Linked DNA regions of Homo sapiens: region 2 is linked to region 1. The links are chromatin loops, found by intact Hi-C in ENCODE. Cell type or tissue: breast epithelium. All regions are shown on one strand. Each heading gives the region's core, and the rest is flanking DNA. Links, peaks and the distances in the headings are about the cores only. Region 1 overlaps LINC01121 (long intergenic non-protein coding RNA 1121). Region 2 has its middle 32 kb from the start of SIX2.

Region 1 (2,916 bases), core at 250-2,749:
TGGCTGTGTTCCAGTAAAACTTTATGGACACTGAAATGTGCATTTCATATAATTTTCACATGTCACAAAATGGTATTCTTCCATTGACTTTTTTTCAACTATTTAAAAATACAAACACCATTCTTAGCTTGTGGATTATACAAAACAGGTGTTGGGCAAGGTTTGGCCCATAGGTTTAGAAGACCAAAGAGCTCTCTCTGTCCCAAATATTGTCCCCATAGAGACCTGGATTTCCAACTTCCACCATCAGCTTCACCATCAGTACTCCATTCCTCTTTCTTTCTCTCTTTTTTCTTTCCTTCTCTTTCTTTTTTTTTTTTTTTTTTTTTTTTTTTTTTTTTTAGACAGGTCTTGCTCTGTTGCCCTCTGTTGCCCTCTGTTGCCCTGGCTGGAGTGCAGTGGCACAATCATAGCTCACCATAGCCTTGAACACCTTGGCTCAAGTGATTCTCCTGCCTCAGCCTCCTGAGTAGCTGGGACTACAGGCACACTCCACCACACCTGGCTGGTACTCATCCCTTTTGGGTTTCACTGTACTTTTTCAGACTCTTCTTTTTAAGAAGCAGGCATCCAGGGAGGAGGATGATTAGAAAGAAGCCTCAGTTCTCGGCTGGGCATAGTGGCTCATGCCTGTAATCCCAGCACTTTGGGAGGCCGAGGTGGTGGATCACAAGGTCAGGAGTTCGAGACCAGCCTGGTCAACATGGTGAAACCCCATCTCTACTAAGAAAAATACCAAAAACAATTAGCCAGGCATGGTGGCATGCGCTTGTAATCCCAGCTACTCGGGAGGCTGAGGGGGAGCATTGCTTGAACCCAGGAGGTAGAAGCTGCAGTGAGCTGAGATCGCGCCACTGCACTCCAGCCTGGGTGACAGAGCAAGACTTCATCTCAAAAAAAAATAAATAAATAAAACCAAAAAAGAAAGAAAGAAAGAAAGAAGCCTCAGTTCTCTCCTCCGTGAAATGCCGTGCCTACTTCAAAGGCTATTAAGAGAAACAAGTGCAATCATACGTGTGAAGGTGAAAAATGAACACTAGCTGCAAATACATCACCCTAACTTCATTTTAGAGCTTTATTAGACGTGTTAGAATGTAAGTGCCGTGAGGGCAGGGCCTTTGTCTGTTTGGTTCACTGTTAAGTTCACTATTAAGTGCCTAAGACAAGGAACTGAGTTGCATAAATACTCTGTATAAATATTAGTTGAGTGGATGAATGACTTTCCCTTCTAATTTGAAGGATTGGAGCCACCAGAAGAGATGGTTGGGGCAGTGAAGGCAAGGGGTGGTGGGTGAGTGGGCAGAGGTGACAAAGATAAAGCAATCACTTAACTGATGTTCCTGCAAGCCCTGGCCTGGGAGGTGCTGAAGTCTGCTGATGCTCTCGGAAATCAGTGGGCTTGGAAGAGGCAGGGCACAGGGTATGCCAGTGCCCATGAAGCCTGGGAAGGGAGTCAGGAAAGACCCAGCAGTTGCACATGGCACCCGGAGAAGCGGCACCAGGGCCTGATGGACTCACCCGATCCATTTCCGTGGAGTGGTGCAGTCTCTGCCAAGAAAAACTTTAGGACTTGACAAGATTTGGCAAGTCCCTGAAACATGAATTTGTGCAGTGTAAAGTTACAAGGGCCTTTTGGCAGATGGGGCAAATCCAAAAGACGGTGGAAAAATGTGCATGGGATGTCAAAACTCACTATTTCTGCAGGAAAGTGCCAAGGAAAGGGAAGGCTAAAAGAGGGCAGAGAATGAAGACACACCGTCCCCATCCCCCTAAACTGGCCACACATTTTTCTGGGTCAGACACATCATAAAATGCTATAGGACTGAATGAATGCAATGAATGTGGCATATGTTATTAAAAATAACCAGGGTTCCTCACTGCAACCACAGTGAAAAATACCAACCAGGATGCTTACTGAATGGAAAAGTTCTTGCAAATAAACTGTCCCAGTAAAGGACTCCAGCCTTGATTTCTCACCCTGAGTGTTCCTTATGTCCTTATGCAGAACAAGAATCACAACCAGCCATCCCCCAGCTGCCCACAAATCTGATCCTCATCTCTTCATTTATTTATTTATATTTGAGATAAAGTCTGCCCAGGCTAGGGTGCAGTGGCATGATATCAGCTTACTGCAACCTCCACCTCCTGGACTCAAGCGATCCTCCCACCTGGACTCAAGCGATCCTCCTGGACTCAAGCGATCCTCCCAACGTGTTGGGATTATAGGCATGAGCTACCACACCTGGCCGCTTATTGATGTTGAAATCTGACTGGGTAATTTCCCAAATTTATACAAGGATAGACCAGACCAGCCACTCTTTTTCTGGTAGATAAGTCAAGCGGGGGCCCAGCAAGACCTTCCAGATGTTGCTAGGGGGGTGAGGTTTCCACACACCTGGTCCAGGATCCCCTGCATGGGGAGGAACCACTAGGGCAAACTGAGCTCTCCATATGACCTAGAGTCTGGACCTGCAACAGAAGAGGTCAACATTTGGGGCCAACATAAAAATAACAAAACTTTAGGGAATGCCTGTGACGCATTGTGGAGACATACGCTTCAGGTCTCTTCCTTGATATACCCACAGCAGCATGGCAGAGAAGCTAAGAGTCCATTAGACTCAGGATCATATCCTGGACCTTGATCTTACTAGCTGTTTGACTTGGGGACATTACATTGCCTCACCGTGGCTTGACTTCATCAGCTGTAGGGTGGGAGTAATATTTACCTCATTGACTTATGAGAGTTGATTGAAATAAAATGTGTAATGCAACTAGTACAGTACCTGGCATATAGGAGGTATGTGACAAATAGTATTTGCTGTTATTTTTAACTGCAATTTAATAAAACAATTTCCTTTTGCTCTCAATTAGCAAGGCTTCAACTCCCCATTGCCCAGCCTCCAGGAAGAGAAAGAG
Region 2 (2,916 bases), core at 118-2,617, 210 kb before region 1:
CACACACCCTTGGCCAGGTGAGGCGGGCGTGGGCCTGCAGCCTGGGCCTGCTCAGCTGTGGACCTTGATTGTTTCTTACTAGATGACCTGTTTCTCACCACTGGAGCTACTGAAGCTCACAACCAATTTGGGAGGGGACAGGCATAGTGACTGTTTGGCCCATGGTGGCTCGTGGTGCTGTGGTCATTAGCCGGGAGTAAACGGAGTCTGTCCCACCTGGCCCACGAGGGCACCATGTCAGGGTTTGGGCACATAGTGGTATGTGATAATGAGCTTTGTTACACATTCCCTTGGTACTTCAGTTTTCCTATCTGTAAAATGAAGGCAACAATATCCACCTTATGGGTTTGTTATGAAGATTAAACAACAAATCAAGACACGAAGCAACTGCCTGGCACTTAGTAAGTGCTCAGTCAATGCAGGTTACTATTGTAGTTATCATCATCATTATGACAAAGATTATGGTTATTATTCTTGCTTGTCCTTTGGGCACATACTTCCCTCAAGAATGCATTGGAAGCTGGGTGCGGTGGCTCACGCCTGTAATCCTAGCACTTTGGGAGGCTGAGGCAGGCAGATCTCCTGAGGTCAGGAGTTTGAGACCAGCCTGGCCAACATGGCAAAACTCCATCTCTGCTAAAAATACAAAACTAATTAGCCAGGTGTGGTGGCACATACCTGTAGTCCCAGCCACATGGGAGGCTGAGGCAGGAGAATTGCTTGAACCCAGGAGGTGGAGGTTGCAGTGAGCTGAGATAGCGCTGCTGAACTCCAGCCTGGGTGACAGAGTGAGACTCCGTCTCAAAAAAAAAAAAAAAAGAATGCATTGGGTTCATTGGGTTCAGACGCTCTTGGGCTGTGGTCTTCCAGCTGTAGCCTCCCATTTCTATGACCTAGCATGTCTACATTCACACTGACTATTTTTTTCCTCATCCTTTGTGGGAAACCTGCTTCTCCTCCTGAATGCCCCAGTTTGGTGAATGGCACACTATCCCTTAATGCATGGCGTCCCTTCCGTATCCTTCCCTTCCCTCAGCCCGCTGTGCTCAGCCAGTGTGCAAATCACATCTGGGCCCAGCTACCCCACTCCAGGAGGAGTTGGTCACTCACTCACCTGCACCTGGAGTGCTTTTCCATAAGGCCAGAGTAGTGCTTGTCACATATGCTGTCATTTTTGTTTTTAAGCCTATCTTCCCTGTACAGAATGCCTAAGGGTTACGTCTTCTGTTTCTTTTATGAGGCAGGTATCAAGGATGGCTGGATAGGAAAGAGGGTGCAGGGAAGCATTGTGAACCTTGGGTCTAGTGACATCGCTATCATTCTCTCTAAACTTTAATGACCCCTCTTTGCGGTGATTAAACTGAATCTGCTCTCGCTCCTTCTAGACACTCAGGAAAATGAAGCAACCATTTCCTCCCTCCACCAGGATATGTTGATCCTAAGCCCAGAAAGGTTAGGCGACTTGCCTAAGGACACAGAGCAAATAAAAGGATTAACACATCTGAATGCAAGACATTGAGGAGTTGACACTGCCAGTTCCTCCCACTTCTTAAACAAAGCATCAGTGTGCTTCCCTGGCACCATCCACAAAGGGTGGGTGGGTTGAGAAGCGGGAAGATGTAGAAGTATGGGGGTTGCACTCAAAGCCATAGGTTTGGGGGACTTGTCTCAACACACACAGGAGAGGGGAAGGACAAAGTCAAAACAAGTTCCAGACTTTTTCTGGCAAAGAAATATGCCAGAAAGATTTGAACTGTTCTAGGGAAGGCTTGCTGGAAGAAACCATCTCTCTTCTCTGACTAGGCACCCACTCCTCTGTTCAGGCAACAGCCAGTAGCAATCTTTAAGGAAGACATAATCAGGCCCTCTTTTGCATAGCTGGAGATACTGAGTGAGCTATTTTCAGATGCCCAGTTCTGGGAGAGTTAGGAGATTTAGGTGTAAGCAAGATTGGGATGAGTTGGAAAAGGAGGGAGGAGAAGTGTGGCCAGGCCAAAATGACAGAGATTGACAGGGAAGTAGAGAGACAGTGCTGGTATGGGGCCACTGGAGCAGAGGAAGGTGTAAGAGTGATGGCCACTGGCATTTACTAAGCATCCACTGGGCACCACAGCCACGCCAGGGGGATGGTAAACTCATTTTACGGAGGTAGAGACTAAGGTTAGGGGAGGTTGAGTAAATCACCTGGAATTACAATGGCAGAATCAGCATTGGAACTCAAATCTCTGACTCCAGATCCCAGGCTCTTTCCTTTGTTCATATAAAGGAGAACTTTGGGGTTGGGTCTAGGGACCACAGGGCCAGGGTTTGTTTGCCTGAAGGGGTAGAGAAGGATTTCATGACAGGGGCCATCTCTCCCAACTCTGTCCTCCAGACACACACACACACACACACACACACACACACACACACACACACACACCACACACATGCCCATTCCTTCAACTGGCTGGAAAGTGCAGGATTTGGAGTTAGAGATCAGGTTCATCTCTGAATTATTGAGTGGATAGCCTTTCTATCTCTGCACTTCATAAAATCATGACCACTGTCAGGCCAGGCGCAGTGGCTCATGCCTGTAATCTCAGCACCGTGGGAGGCTGAGGCAAGTGGATCACTTCAGCCCAGGAGTTTGGTACCAGCATGGGCAACATAGCGAAACCCTAACTTTACAAAAAATACAGAAATTGGCCTGGTATGGTGGCATGCGCCTGTAGTCCTAGCTACTCTGGGGGCTGCGGTGGGAGGATCGCTTGAGCACAGGAGGTCAAGGCTGCAGTGAGATGTGACAGCACCACTTCACTCTAGTCCGGGTGACAGAGTGATGCCTTGTTTCACAAAACAAACAAACAAACAAACAAAAAATCGGATCTCCCAGAGAATATATGATACACCTAAGTCTTTAATAACCATATGGTT

Evidence for each region. Hi-C counts contacts between places; a loop is a spot of excess contacts. Peaks named below come from ENCODE experiments on the same cell type or tissue, not always from the same donor. Only the 100,000 strongest peaks of a DNase experiment are listed, where the experiment ranks them.
Region 2: it touches region 1 in a loop (10-fold over the local background); 2 of 110 quality-filtered maps call a loop at or near these places.

What each region holds. Positions count from the first base shown.
Region 1 is chr2:45,181,247-45,184,162 of GRCh38, forward strand. The region is part of intron 4 of LINC01121 (long intergenic non-protein coding RNA 1121); the gene reads right to left. Among named protein-coding and RNA genes, the nearest start is that of LINC01121, 72 kb to the right of the region's middle. In breast epithelium, for the core only: no CTCF peak of the experiment used is centred there; no DNase peak of the experiment used is centred there.
Region 2 is chr2:44,976,201-44,979,116 of GRCh38, forward strand. No RefSeq gene overlaps it. Among named protein-coding and RNA genes, the nearest start is that of SIX2, 32 kb to the right of the region's middle. RefSeq lists an enhancer at 1-503. In breast epithelium, for the core only: no CTCF peak of the experiment used is centred there; no DNase peak of the experiment used is centred there.